2 separate regions of the Homo sapiens genome follow, and region 2 is linked to region 1. A link is a loop called in an ENCODE intact Hi-C map of the cell type or tissue named here. Cell type or tissue: IMR-90. All regions are shown on one strand. Region 1 has its middle 23 kb from the start of MIR5707. Region 2 overlaps NCAPG2 (non-SMC condensin II complex subunit G2).

Region 1 (4,000 bases):
GAAAATAAAGAAAAATGGATATGGTGAGATTTTAAAACTTCTTCATGCTACTTTTCTGACTCAAAGAAAGGGCAACGCTGCAGTGACTCCCACAGGATGAGGCTCACCTGGGATGTGACAACACACTGGGCTGTGGGGGTCTGCGTGGGAGGCTACTGCCTGGGAAAGTCCCAGGCAACATGAAGTTGATGTCTCCCAGCACAAAAAACACCCTGGAGCACCCCCAAAATGTACTCATCCCAGTCCCAAGTAGAAGAATCCACACAAACCAGGAACTTCGCTCATGCTGAAGCCACGTGCCCTGGAATTGATTTGTGTTGACTGCCACAATTGATTCAAGTGAAATTGATTCACAACTTGAAGCAGAGGAAAAAACTAAAAGCAGTGCCCCTTTCAAACAGCAGTGCCCACCACAACTGTTACTCCAAGTTCTGAACTGTGCTGTGGAGGACCTGGAAGTGGGTTTTCTCCCCCTTAATCATGAAAATAGCTGACGTTTGTGGTGGCTTTCAGCACAGAAGTTCCTTTTGGATTCTTACTAAAGATGGGTAGATCGAACATAAGCATTTACCTCTGCTACCCGCAAAACCCAGTAAGACACGAAATGCTTTTTTAAAAAGGCATAGACCTGTAAGAACAAAGTGGGAGAACAGATACTAGCACGCATATTATAAAAGGGGAAATCAGACAGAGCAGTCTCTGTCTCTGCATACTCAAGGAAAGCCAAACCCTAAGCTGGGGGAGCAATCCCACAAGGAAAAACACATCCAACTGTCCCCAGGCCCAGGGACAGAAGTGGGTAGCACCAGCTAGGCTGAGAATGGTGGTAAATAAGGGAAAATCACTGAGTCTGTTCAACTACGCTGAGAATGGTGGTGAATAAGGAAAATCACTGAGTCTGTTCAGCTACGCTGAGAATGGCGGTAAATAAGGAAAATCACTGAGTTTGTTCAAAAAGCAGTTTGACTCATTCATCATGAAATGCAAATTAAAACTACACTGAGATACCATTTCTCACCTATCAGATTGGCAAAAATCCAAAATCTCAATGACATACTCTGTTGGCCAAGCTGAGGGAAACAGGCTTCTCATGCATGGCTGATGAGAGGCAAAATGGTGCAACCTCTAGAGACAGGAACTAGGCAATTATGCAAAAAAATCACAAATCCACTTCCTGTCCTCTAGCAATCTCTTTCATTACTCTATCCCAATTATATACCAGTGAAGGCCTGAGAAGAAATACACACAAGGCTGTTCATTGCGGTACTATGGCAAAAGCAAAAGTGAAAACACCCAAAGTCTCCGCAAGGCACTGGTTAGATAAATTGCTTCATGCACATAAGGGAGCACCAGTCTGCTGTGAAAAAAAATGAGAGCTCCATGTTATGTTACAGGTTGAAGAGGTTTCCAGAATATATTAAGCTAAAAACTAAAAAAAAAAAAAAAAAAAAAAAAAAAAAAAGGTAAAATACAATGTATCTGGTATGTTTCCATTTGTCTAAGAAAGGATGTTAGTATAACAGGCCTCGCTCTGTCACCCAGGCTGGAGTACAGTGGCACCATCATGGCTCACTGCAGCCTCAACCTCCCGGGATCAACTGATCCTCCCACCTCAGCCTCCGAAGTAGCTGCAATTATAGGTGCGTGCCACCACACCTGGCTAATTTTCACACTTTTGTATTTTTTTGTAGAGATGGGTTTTGCCATGCTGCCCAGGCTGGTCTTGAACTCCTGGCTTCAGCGATCCACTCGCCTCGGTCTCCCAAAGTGCAGGATTACAGCTGTGAGCCACTGTGACTGGGTGGAGTACAGTGGCGCAATCTCAGCTCACTGCAACCTCTGCCTCCCAGGTTCTAAGCGATTCTCCTGCCTCAGCCTCCAGCGTAGCTGGGATTACAGGCATGTACCACCATGCCAGGCTAATTCTGTATTTTTAGTAGAGATGGGGTTTCACCATGTTGTCCAGGCTGGTCTCGAATTCCTGACCTCAGGTGATCCACCCGCCTCGGCCTCCCATAGTGCTAGGATTACAGGCGTGAGCCACCACGCCCGGCTGGCCTGCTTATTTTTTAATAGAAGAATAAACCATACATTTTTAAAAAACATTACCTATTTTGGAAATTCAGAAATATGTATTATTTGAATATACCTTTTTGAAAACTTGATGTTTGGTACCATATAAATATAAAAATATAGACAGATTTTAAAAACAACACCTACAAATTGGTGGTAAAACTAAACAAATATATCTGATTATGTATCCAGCTGGGGGCAGAACAGCCATACAGAAAGAGCTGTGTTTGTGTTCCCTAAGGGGATATACCCCTAAGGTCAAAAGAACTGCAAAAAAATCTTAAACTGTTTCAAGAATCACATTGATGGTGGCAGTGTTTGCAATGTTACTCTTAGACTACAGTGAGTGTATTGCTGAACCGAATGAGTAATCACATTGGTGTCACTGAGAACTCAGACTTTTGGCTCAGTTAAAAGGATATAAACAGCTAAGACCAATGAGGTTAAGTTAAAATTCTCAAGTCCTAAATTTGAACTGGAATGATCAGTATGAACTCACATGTTTATCCCCAAAAATTTCATATAACTATATTATCATAAAAATAATTCATGCATACAATTATATGCATAATTTTATATATGTATACTTTTTAAATGTATACTTATATAATCTTCTAGCTCTGATTACTGAAAAGCACTAGAAACAACGGTCAATGACCAACCCGTTAGCAATAACACTCCTAGAGGCCAGATCATGGTCTCCAACTGCCATTTTCCACTCAAACCATAAGTCCTCGGAGAAACAGTTGATTCTAGGTCTAGTGCACGAAATGTACAAGAGGAGCCTGGGACTACTCAACACATCAGGAAGCAGGGAGGCTCCCAAAAACTGCTTGGGTCACATTATGAGGACTACAGGCCAAACTGAATGAGCTCTCACTGGCCAGAAAATATGGGCTCCAATAAGGACAATAACTACGATGGACTGAAACTCATCAAATGACACTAATTTTAACAATTCTCATTCGTCGCTTTTTGAAGATGCTCACTATTTTTGAATACTGGTAAATAATTCCCCTCCTTTCCTATACAATCTATACAAGGGGGCAAGCAAACCAAATATTCCAGCTGATAAAAAAGAAATATAATTCTCAGAGTATGACTTTTTGCAAACTTTTATGAATTAACAGATCGAGGTAATTATCATCAATAGCTAATAACATCACAAAAAGAGAGGCTATTGTGAGGTAGGTACATCCTAAGGGAGGAGCCAATATTCCCTATGAGGAACCCTGTCAAACAAAAACAAACCTGAATTTAATCAAATTGAGAAGTACAAACTATGATAAAGATTTAACGACAACTCTCAGGAAAAACAGAGACAGAGTAACGTGTTAAATGATGCTGCAAGGATGCAATCAGCACCTCTGCAAGCCCACAGGACAAACACAAGTGTACAAAACAAGTACCAGCAGTATTTTAAAACGACGGAGTGGAATCCACAAGAAACATAAGACACTTGGTATATAAACCTTATTTGGATCTCATTCAAGCTAGCAAACTGTAAGAACAGATATCTACTGAAGAATTTGAGATATGGGATGATCTTACACAATTTTTATCATAATTGCCTATTAACATAGTTAACATCTTACTTACATAACTGTTTTTAGATGTAATAGCGGTACTGTGGCTGTGTTTTTATTTGATATCTGAGACTTGCTTCAAAATCAGCCAGTGGGTGGGCAGTGGATGAAGGTACAAATAAACCTGTCATGCAGCTGATAAATGTTCCACCGTAATAAAATTAAGAGAAAGTAAAGGTGTAAACAGAGCCTCAGATCCCCATGCCCTCTCTGGTAGGCAACTAGAGATTTATTTTCCAGGGCATATGAGATAGAGGCTCTCTGAACTGAGGGTGCAGCACCATACTGAAAACAGGGGGTTAGTAAACACTGACACTGTTGAATAAGAAGAGTCCGTACCT
Region 2 (4,000 bases), 68 kb after region 1:
TGTAATTTGGACTTAGAGTTTGCTAAATTCAAAAGCACAAGTAGTACATTCCAAACACGGATAAACTATTTGAAATGTATACCTTTAATCCTCTCCAAAGGATGGGCTTATATAATCTATAAAGCATCTCTTCCACTCCCTGCCGAACTTTCTTTTGATGGTGAAAGTAACTCAGAACCTAAGGACCAAAAAAAGGAAAAGGAAGGCATTAACAAAAAAATAAATAAATAAAATAAAATGGCATTTGGAAAGAGCAACAGGGAGAATTGTTCTCTCCACCACAAGTAGGCTCTGGCTGGCATCCACATGTCATGACAATTCTTCAGCAGGAGTAACTTCAATGGATATAGGACAGTAGTAAATGCAGTCAATCACAAGAAAGAATCTACGGCTGAAATAAAAAGATTAATGGCCTTGGGCTATAAAATGGTTTGGGTTCTAGTTTCTGCTATTCTGCCAACAGCCACATAACCTCAAAAAAAGACTCGTTTAAACCTCTGACCTTCAGGATAAAATGGAAAAGGGGAGATTCCTGAATGGTTCTAAGAGCTCACGCTTGTTCCAAAACATTAACTAACCTCTTTATTACCAACATGTGGTAACTGTTTCATAACTTTGTAACAAGGAGGTGTCACACTTAGTGACCCCTCACTGTATGAGATTAATTTAGGTATCAAGTTCCTCCCAAAACTTATGAAAAAATCAGAAAATGATCATTCTTGTAGCTTTCATTCTTCTTTTCCTACTCACTTCTTTTCCAGTCAGAATCTTCCCAAAATTCTTTGTAGCCTCATGTCCCTAACAACAATTAATTTTGCCTTACTTCTCTATTCACACCTTTTGGGGCTAAACTTTATTAGTGAAACATGAAAATTTTGAAAGATTAAACAGGCTGTAAAAGAACAGCCTACACTTTAAGTGAGCTTGTATCAACTTAACCCTAGAAGAGCTGCAGTATGGGGATTATTTTTTTCTGATTATTATTTTGTAGTTTGTATTGATGGTGATAAGTGACATTAGTCTATAGTTTGCTTTTTGTGTACAATACTATCAAACTTTGATATCAACAGTACACTTGCTTCATAGAAAAATTTTCTAAACAGCTTAAGACTTAATTCACATGCCACAAAATCTACTGTTTTAAAGTATACAATTCAGTGGCTTTCAGTATATTTAGAGCTATGCTACCATTGTTACTGTCTAATTCTAGAACATTTTCATCAACAATGTTGAGATTTTTAATTTCAAATGATGTCTGAAGCACTGCCTGAAACCTCTTTCAATATCAATAAAATGACTTATCAGATAAATTTAATAGTTATCAAATAAAAACAATTTGAGGAAGAAACTATAATGTGTTATAAGTTGTGACAAAAACAATTACTTGGAGTTGAGTAACACGTTTCACTTGAGTGAAATCTAATATTCTCCCTTTAAATTCTTTTTGTGCATTTTTCCATAAATTTACCAAATAGTGATATCTATACTTATAATATCTTAATTACTCAGACTACCACAGCAAAAATAACATATGAAAACATACATAGTTTACATATAAACTACACATATAGTTTACATAAACATAGTTTACATAAATACATAGTTTAATGCAATTCTACTAAATAAAATTTGAAACACCAACTCATCTATGTGAAATAAATAACCCAAACTGACTACAACTAAATAAAGCCACACTGGGATGGGGGTGGGGGGTGGGTAGGACAGGGAGTTCATTGAATATATTTATCCTAAATATATGCAATCACGATTTTTAAATCCTCTGGAAAACTCAGTAGTCTAGATAAATCTCTGGGTTCTTTATCCTTGTGTAACTGAAATTAAATCATCAATAATGCAAAGAAACATTTTCTTATCCACTCAAAATTAATATAATTAGTATATTTACATTCTATAAATAGCAGTAGTTTCACTCTACAACAAAACAAAGAAATGAGTAGTCTTTATTCACTTGGTTTCTTGACATATGGTTGCCAAAACTAACAGCAAGCAAACAAGGCATCCCATGGGTTAGAACACTGATCAACAGCAGCTGCTTAATTTAAATAAACACAGCAGACCAGATTTTCCCATTCCTCCTGCCAGGATCCTTAAGATCCATCAAACACCTATCAGTGTAGTAATGGCACTGATGATAGAATCTTATCTAGTCAGTCCATTTACAATTATTAATATAAAGGTAAAGTTCATATCTAAATTCTGAGATTAATCTAAATTCTGAGATTACCTTTACAGAACAAAATATCAAAAGAAACAATCAAAACATTTATTCATTTGGTTTGCAGAAGAGCAAAATTGGAATTTAATAAGTAAAATAATAAAAATAATTTCAAATACCCTCTAGGATCTTTGAAAAAAATGATAGTGGCCATTAGAAACCAATAATTCTGGAAAATCTCAAGACAGAGAATTGAATTTAAGGTCATTCAAATACAATACTAACCATCTCAACAATACACCTTTGCTTTCCTCATTAAAACTTTGGTGGCAGGAATAAAACTGCCAGACATCAAATATCAAGGTTCTGAGAAATCCCCCTAACTGATGTCTGTGAAAGCTTAATTTTAAAATTTAACCAAAACAATTATCTAAAAACAAAACAGAGGAAACATTATTTCAAAAACAATCTGTTCACAATCTTACCTCCCGCACTTTGGAATGCACTGGAGACCTCCTCGGAAGGTGTATCCCGTGGAACATGAAGTCCTGGATGCAATCATTTTCAATCGCCTGAAATAACAAATGCAATGCAAAGCACTTGGTGTGTGTGTGTCCTACTGACGACCTGACAAGCAGTGCGGCATTTGAGTACAAAGAGTCTGACCTGTCCATCTTATATTTCATGAGAAAAAAACCTGGACCCTTTTGTCCAAGCTTTCTTATTTTAAGTCCATGCTTCTTAGAATCCCTTTGGTTTTCTTATAGCAAGGAGAATGCTTTGCTTCTCTTTTATTTGATGAAATATCAAATCTGTGCCAAATGGCAATGTAAGATTCCACCTACCACTCAAGGCTAGTTCAAATCAGACAAATTTCAGAGACTGAGTGCATGGTGAGTGTGGAGCCCCCTCTTCTGACTCATCACTGACCTGGACAACCTTCAGAAGACTGGATTTGTTCCAACAGCCTCCACAGAACAAAAACAGAACTACCTCTACGGCGGAAACTGTAAATAAGATATTTCAGGGCCACTGTTGACAAGGGCTGAGCAAGGAAGGTGTGTGGGAAGCCCTTCATCAGCCCCATGCACTAATGGTACTCAGAGTGCAGCAACTGGGAAAAGGCCTAGCCTCTAAGAGTAGCAAAAAACCCCAGTGGACCCTATGTCTGTACCTGTACTCTGTGCCCACCCTCACACATGAGCAGGATTTCTGTGGCTTTGAGGAAGGACCTAAGGAAACGCTCCTAGGGTTAATACTAATACAAACCAGAGTCTGCAGATGCTCAAGTTCCTCTTCCCCATTATATTTGAAAATATTTCCTTCACCTGAAGTCACTTAGCATCACTTAATGTGGGACAACCACACATTGTCTGACTTGCAATGAAAGATGAGATACACAGCACTACCTGGGAAGTTATTTGTACCATAAAAGTTGAATCCAAACCTTTAGAGCTAACTATCAGTATGCCAACATTCTACAGGACAACTGGTCCAGTTTCCTCACATGCCAATGGCATAGATTTTAAGAAAAGGAAAGGAGGGAGGAATGCTCTAGAATAAGCGATTTTAATGGTATAACAAGCAAATGCCATGTGGGCAACTTGTTGAGTCCTAATTCAAAAAAACTCTAAGGAGACATTTGAGATCACTGGAAAAATTTTAATGTGGCTTGATTATTTTTAAAAATACCAAGGATTTACTGTCACATTTTTAGGTCTTACAATGGCATTCCATAAGCACATTTTTGAGAGATGAATAAAGTAGTATGTAGAAATGAAATGTCAGGTCTGGAATTTGCCTGAAAAACTTAAAGAGAGGGAG

What was found. A loop is a pair of places that touch in the nucleus more often than their neighbours do. Peaks named below come from ENCODE experiments on the same cell type or tissue, not always from the same donor. Only the 100,000 strongest peaks of a DNase experiment are listed, where the experiment ranks them.
Region 2: a loop joins it to region 1, with 2.6 times the contacts of the local background. A loop is called at or near these places in 1 of 110 quality-filtered maps.

What each region holds. Positions count from the first base shown.
Region 1 is chr7:158,612,527-158,616,526 of GRCh38, forward strand. No RefSeq gene overlaps it. Among named protein-coding and RNA genes, the nearest start is that of MIR5707, 23 kb to the left of the region's middle. In IMR-90, no CTCF peak of the experiment used is centred here; a DNase peak (open chromatin) is centred at 2,445.
Region 2 is chr7:158,680,639-158,684,638 of GRCh38, forward strand. It overlaps NCAPG2 (non-SMC condensin II complex subunit G2), which reads right to left. Exons shown (of 28, transcript NM_017760.7): 9 at 2,662-2,748; 10 at 83-178. Among named protein-coding and RNA genes, the nearest start is that of NCAPG2, 22 kb to the right of the region's middle. In IMR-90, no CTCF peak of the experiment used is centred here; no DNase peak of the experiment used is centred here; H3K27ac peaks cover 944 bases.